Linked DNA regions of Homo sapiens: region 2 is linked to region 1. Evidence: chromatin contacts called from ENCODE Hi-C data. All regions are on one chromosome and are shown on one strand. The core of a region is the stretch at or near the end of the contact, and the rest is flanking DNA. Distances in the headings are between cores, read along the strand shown.

What was found. Hi-C counts contacts between places; a loop is a spot of excess contacts on that map. Pooled maps may share reads with other maps.
Region 2: a loop to region 1 is called in a map of naive thymus-derived CD4-positive, alpha-beta T cell, with 30 times the contacts of the local background. The contact joins the promoter of DNAJC16 here to the promoter of DFFA in region 1. A Hi-C loop is called at or near these places in 1 of 168 maps with a recorded cell type or tissue (naive thymus-derived CD4-positive, alpha-beta T cell), 1 of 37 single-sample maps with no recorded cell type and 10 of 50 pooled maps.

What each region holds. Positions count from the first base shown.
Region 1 is chr1:10,470,967-10,473,814 of GRCh38, forward strand. DFFA (DNA fragmentation factor subunit alpha) reads right to left here and starts at 1,563. Exons shown (of 6, transcript NM_004401.3): 1 at 1,357-1,563. The coding sequence starts at 1,492. RefSeq lists an enhancer at 1,032-1,131.
Region 2 is chr1:15,525,347-15,528,169 of GRCh38, forward strand. DNAJC16 (DnaJ heat shock protein family (Hsp40) member C16) reads left to right here and starts at 1,502. Exons shown (of 15, transcript NM_015291.4): 1 at 1,502-1,612. RefSeq lists enhancers at 1,158-1,661, 1,177-1,276 and silencers at 1,387-1,526, 1,648-1,942, 1,867-1,966.

The sequences.
Region 1 (2,848 bases), core at 313-2,812:
GCAGGAGAATGGAGTGAACCCGGGAGGCGGAGCTTGCAGTGAGCCGAGATAGCGCCACTGCACTCCAGCCTGGGTGACAGAGTGACACTCCGTCTCAAAAAAAAAAAAAAAAAAAGAAAATGCTTTTTGTTCTTTACAGTATCTTCCTTAGCAGCTTCTTTTCTAACCTATGGGAAAGTATAAAAGAAGTGGAAGCTTCTATCAGTAGCTTTTCATATCATTATCATTGGCGGAGAGGCTTTCTCCAGGACAGGTCTGTACTATTCCATTTAGTGATAGCAATGCTTCAAATACTAACGGGACTGGAGTGATCAGAAATAGCCAAGAGACTACAAATATCCTTCAGCGGTGTTGTCTACCACCCAATAGAACAGCAAGGCATGTATGCGCTGGACTGCAGAGAACACCAGCCTCTGTGCCACGCACATCCAGCCACGGCACTGAAGGGGAATTAGAAGTAAAGTAATCTAATGTCAGGAAAAAAAATACATAAATGCTTATATGCAAAATCCATGTTACCAAAGCATTTATAATGCTTTGGCTGTTCATGGGTCTCTGAAAATTTCCATATGATTTCTGTTGGTGACTGAGAGGAAGCAACTGTGCCCTCTGACACACACTGTGACTACATGCCTGGGGCTGGCTCACACATGTAACCTGTAAAACTTCTTTGGGTAAGCGATTTGTTGCTACTGGCTAATAAGACTTGTAAGTCACTTAAATATATCATCTTATTTGAGAGAACCAACAACCCTTTGAAGCAGGGCTATAAATATTATACCCAATTTGCTGATGAGAAAACTGAGGGTTGAGAGCTGGTTAAGTGCAAGGCCAAGCAGCTGGTAAAGGTATGGGGCCGGGCTCGGAACTTCCGTCGGCTCCGTCACTTACAACTCACGTTCCTTGTCTGGACCTCCAGAAATGGTCAGTAGCAGCTCCCTCTTTCCTGCATAGGTTCCTGCCAGAGCGGACGGTGGAAACCCCTCCCCACACCGCCGTGGGCTCAGCTGGGGGTTCTTGTACCATCTGAGTGTGGCGGAGTGGCAGGAACCCAGTGGGGTCCGTTTGGTCCAACATCGAAGTGATTTCAGGCAAGAGACCTAAGCCGAGTCTGGCTTAATTTGCACATTGCTTCCTGGCTGTCTTCCCACCACCGTGGAGTCTCACACGAGATTAATTACGCTCAAGCGCCTTAAATCTGTAAATCGCTATGCCCACTCGGACCGTTTCTGTCCCAAGCCTCCACCCGAGATACAAGAATCCCCAAGTCGCCTCTCCTGACCCCGCCTCGCCCCCGCCGGACGTCCTCACCCGGCCCTGGCTCCCCCACACCCTCGCCCGGGGTCCCGAGCCAACCCTTGCTCCTCAGGTCTTCGAGGCAGGAGGCGGCCACGCCGTGCTGTTCGCGGCTGTAGTTGCGGCGCAGCAGACACGGCTTTAGAGTCCGGATCTCGCCAGATTCTGGTACCCCGGCGTCCCCGGTCACCTCCATCCTCCACAAGGTGGGACCTGCCCACCTTCGAGAAGTCGCGGGAGGCCGGAGCGGCGGTCCTTCTACTCGACCCCCTTCCGCAGCCTGCCGGGAGATGTAGTTCGTTCCGCAGCAAATCACACGTGAGACCAGGGCACGCCGGGAAATGTAGTTCTAGTTGCCGCTAATCACGTGTGGCGTCGAAGCATGCCGGAAACTGTAGTCTCTGGGTTTAAAGCCGCTTTCGTTCTATCGCGCGATTCAGCCTAGGAGTTGTTTTTAACTTTTAGGAGCTGCATTCGCGCGTTCAAATATAAGGCCAATAGAGACTTATTTTGCATGACGATGCACACGCATGTATACTGTATTGAATTTTTAGAGCATTCCTATTCGCATATGAGATGCATAATGCTAATACAGACACCCGCATGTTTCCACCCATTCTATTTCCTGCTTCAACTGTGCAAATTAGTTTGGGGTCTCAGAACAAAACGCTTAAATAAATATAGTAAGCATTAAAGTCTCAAATGCATCGGAGAGGAAAGGGGAAATGCGACTCGGCACTGTTGGAGATTGTTCAGATGCCTCTTGACAACATATTCATCTTTGTTTTAATACTGCTACTATGGAAAAGTTTGTTTTTTTCCTCCTGAAAAATAAACATCTAAGATTAAAAGAATAGTAATAAAAATGATCAAAAAGTTCCTCTCTTAAAAGAGGGCATTTTATGTAAACTAGAAGTAATTATCTGCTCATATTTATTCATTCGGGGGACACTTTCCTTCCTTGTTTCTTTTTTCTTTTTTTGAGACAGCGTTTCGCTCTGTCTCCCAGGCTGGAGTGCAGTGGCGCGATGATGGCTCACTGCAGTTTTGATCTCCTGGGCTCAAGCAATCCTCCCACCTCATATTTTGTTTATAAAAACGTGGGCAAGGGCCCCGGGGGCGGTGGCTCACCCCTGTAATCTCAGCACTTTAGGAGGCCGAGGCGGACAGATGATCTGAGGTCAGTAGTTTGAGACCAGCCTGGCCAGCATGGTGAAACCCTATCTCTACTAAAAATACAAAAATTAGCCGGGCGTGATGGCGCACGCCTGTAGTCCCAGCTCTTGGGAGGCTGAGGCAGGTGAATCGCTTGAACCCGGGAGGCGGAGGTTGCAGTCGGCCCAGATCGCACCATTGCACTCCAGCCTGGGCGTCAGGAGCAAGACTTCGTCTCAAGCAAAAACAAAAACAAAAGCAAAAACAAACAAAAAAAACGTGGGAGAGGAAATTGGATATTATCTCAAGAAAAGTTTAGACATTTAAAACAGCGTTTAGTAGGAGGAATTATTCATTAAGTCATCCCTTTTAAGCAGTCTATATTGATCAAAACACA
Region 2 (2,823 bases), core at 252-2,751, 5.1 Mb after region 1:
TGGAGCCGTGATCTGTCCCGCCCATTCAACCTCCTCCGGGGCATGGCTTCCCCTTAGCCCCCTCCTCCACCCCAAGTAAAACCATAAGCTCCCCTCACCGCCCTTGTGCCCAGATCGCAGTTGACTGTTCCAAACTCGAGTGTCTGATCCAACCAAGCCCACCTTACACAGTCTTCCATTCCCTCTTCCCTCCCTCCCACCCTAACACCTCCCACACAGAAAAAAAAAAAAACGGCAGAAATCTAGTCCTGTAAACTCCCATCGTTCTGAACGGTTCATTTTCACATTTCAAAAATAATCGTTTCTGTTTACTGAGCATTTGCTAAGTCCCAGGCATCGTGCTAGCCACTTTTCATGCTTATTTCACTTATCCTTAACTACAATCCTGCCAGGAAAGTATTCCCACCCCCCGCCGGTTTTACAGATGTAGACCCTAGGGTTCAGGGAAACGAATGTTTAAGGTCACTTGGGTACTAAGTGGCCGAGGCAGGCAGGATTGAAACCCGAACCTGACTCTGTAAGCCACACTCTTAAGAATCCACCTTAGAATATAATCTCTTGAGCACCAAAACCTCAGCCCCATTCGTTCACTTCTACGAATATTTATTGAGCCTGTAGTCAAACACTAAGAACATGAAGGTGAACAAAACAAAATCCCTGCTTTTAGAGTTTACATTCCAGTGGAAGGATCAGGTGATAAACTATATCAATAAATAAGACATACTATGTTAGATAGTGATAAATGCAAAGAGAAAAAAATAAAAACAAGACAGGGAGATATGAAAGCTCTTTATATCCGCAAGGGATCTATCTCATTGGCTCAAAGAAAGTTTCCTTCACTTACCTGTGCCTTATCCCTCTCTCCACCCCCACCGCCCTTTCCCCGTGCTTAAGGCACAGACTGGTACATTCTTGGGTGGAGCTCGGTTTTCGGTAAACGGGATTAAAAGTCCTGGATTCTCTCAAAAAAAAAAAAGATAAGTAAACAAAAATAAAAGGAATGCTGGATTCTAGGCCTTGGGCAAATCTCTGCCCCTCTCTGGACCTCGGTCTCCCTATCAATATTGCAGGAGTTGGAGAGTTAAAGAATCCCTAAGGTCACTTCCAATCTGACGCTCTAAGGTTCTACGAATAGGGTTAAAGAGAATAGGGACCAGAGAGTGCGTCCCCATCCTAGCAACTGTTGCTAGACGAGGGCCATCTCCCGGTAGGAGCGGAAACACCTTCCTGGATCGAGGAGGTCCTTCTGGTATCCCATCATGCATAGCGACTTCGCCTCGCTAGGAGGCACGTTTTGGCCTCTTTGGTCACGATCAGCCTTTTGGCTGCAACCAAAGAGCGCGCCTCGTTTCTATAGCAACCACCCCAGGTCCACGCCTAGACGGCGAGTGGCAAGGGTCAAAATAGATTCGCCCAGTAGACGCCCTCGACCTGTTCGGTCCTCGCCTTCAGTGCGATAGACCTTTAAGCGTCACGTGACTCCCCTCGGGCTTGTCCCCTCCTCTTTCCCCTCCCCAGGCCCAGGCGAGCGCTGGTGTGGACGGGAAGCTCCCGGCCCGGCGAACTAACTGGAGCACGGAGCTGCAGCCGGTTGGGCCGGTGTACTTTCCCGGTAACTCCTTCCCGGCGTGACGCGCGGAACCGCGGACGCGGCGGGGCCAGGCCGACTCAGGGATTTCCCCTCAGTTCCTTCTCGTTTCCAGTCACTGCTGGCCCCGGGGGGAGCCGGGAGCCAACAGGGCCGGGCCCTGGGCTCTCGGAGGGCGGCGGGGGAGGGGGCTGTCTCCTGCAGGGTTGCGACCTCCGGCAGGAGCGCGAGGCGGGGCTTAGACCTGGAGCTTGTCTCTGGGAGCTTCTTCCTGGTCCTGGATATGCTGCCCAGAGAGCTGGCAGCCTACCTGTTGGGCAGGTGTTTGCTGCTCCGAGGTCGGCGCCGTCTATCTCGCATGTCAGCTAAAGAACTTCCCAGACCACCGCCACTTCGGCCCTCTAGCTGGAAGGAACTGACATGGTTAAATAAGGCAGCGATCGTACTGCATGGTAGAAATAATAGCACTAACGACCATTTGTTGACTGTTGACTCTGGGCTCAGTAAACCCTTTACATGCATTTAGTCCCCACATGATGATCCTTCAAGGTGGTAGTATTCATTCCCATTTTATGAATAAGGACGCTGATGCTTAGTAAGTTTAAATAATTTGCCCAAGGTAATAAAGTAGTGGAGAATAGATCCTAGTCTTCAACCCATATGCTTAACCAGTAGCTACATTGCCTTCACGTGTTTTCTAGGATATAATAGGTTGCCTTAACAAAGAAGAAACTGGTTTGTTTTAGGATTTTATTCAGCACGTATGCAATTTTAAACGTTGGTCATCAGATTAGTCAATTTTGTGAGGACTCCCAGGCGGCATTAAACTTGCACTTACGGAAATCCACCACTGTTATAGCTTTGCCCTTCTTCAGTAAGGTGTCACAGAAGACACTTGAACCTTAAAACTGTATTAACTTGTGAGAAATCAAGATAAATGTGTTCCTTGAAAAAAAACATTGTAGGGTATAACAGCAATCATAATTGTGGAGTATAAATATCTGCAGTTCCAGCACTACCCTGTTCATTAACCAGCCAGGATTATTTCCAAAATTCACAATGAATTAAGTCACTGTACTCACCAGAGATGGAGCTTGAAACTTTTAAAGACCACGCCTGCTATTTGGTCTTTGCCGTTAATTCTTCTTCACATGTAAAACTAAATTTTTTCTTGCCGCTTTTTCTCATCTGAGGTTTCCATTAATAATGACCATATTGGCCGGCGCGATGGCTCA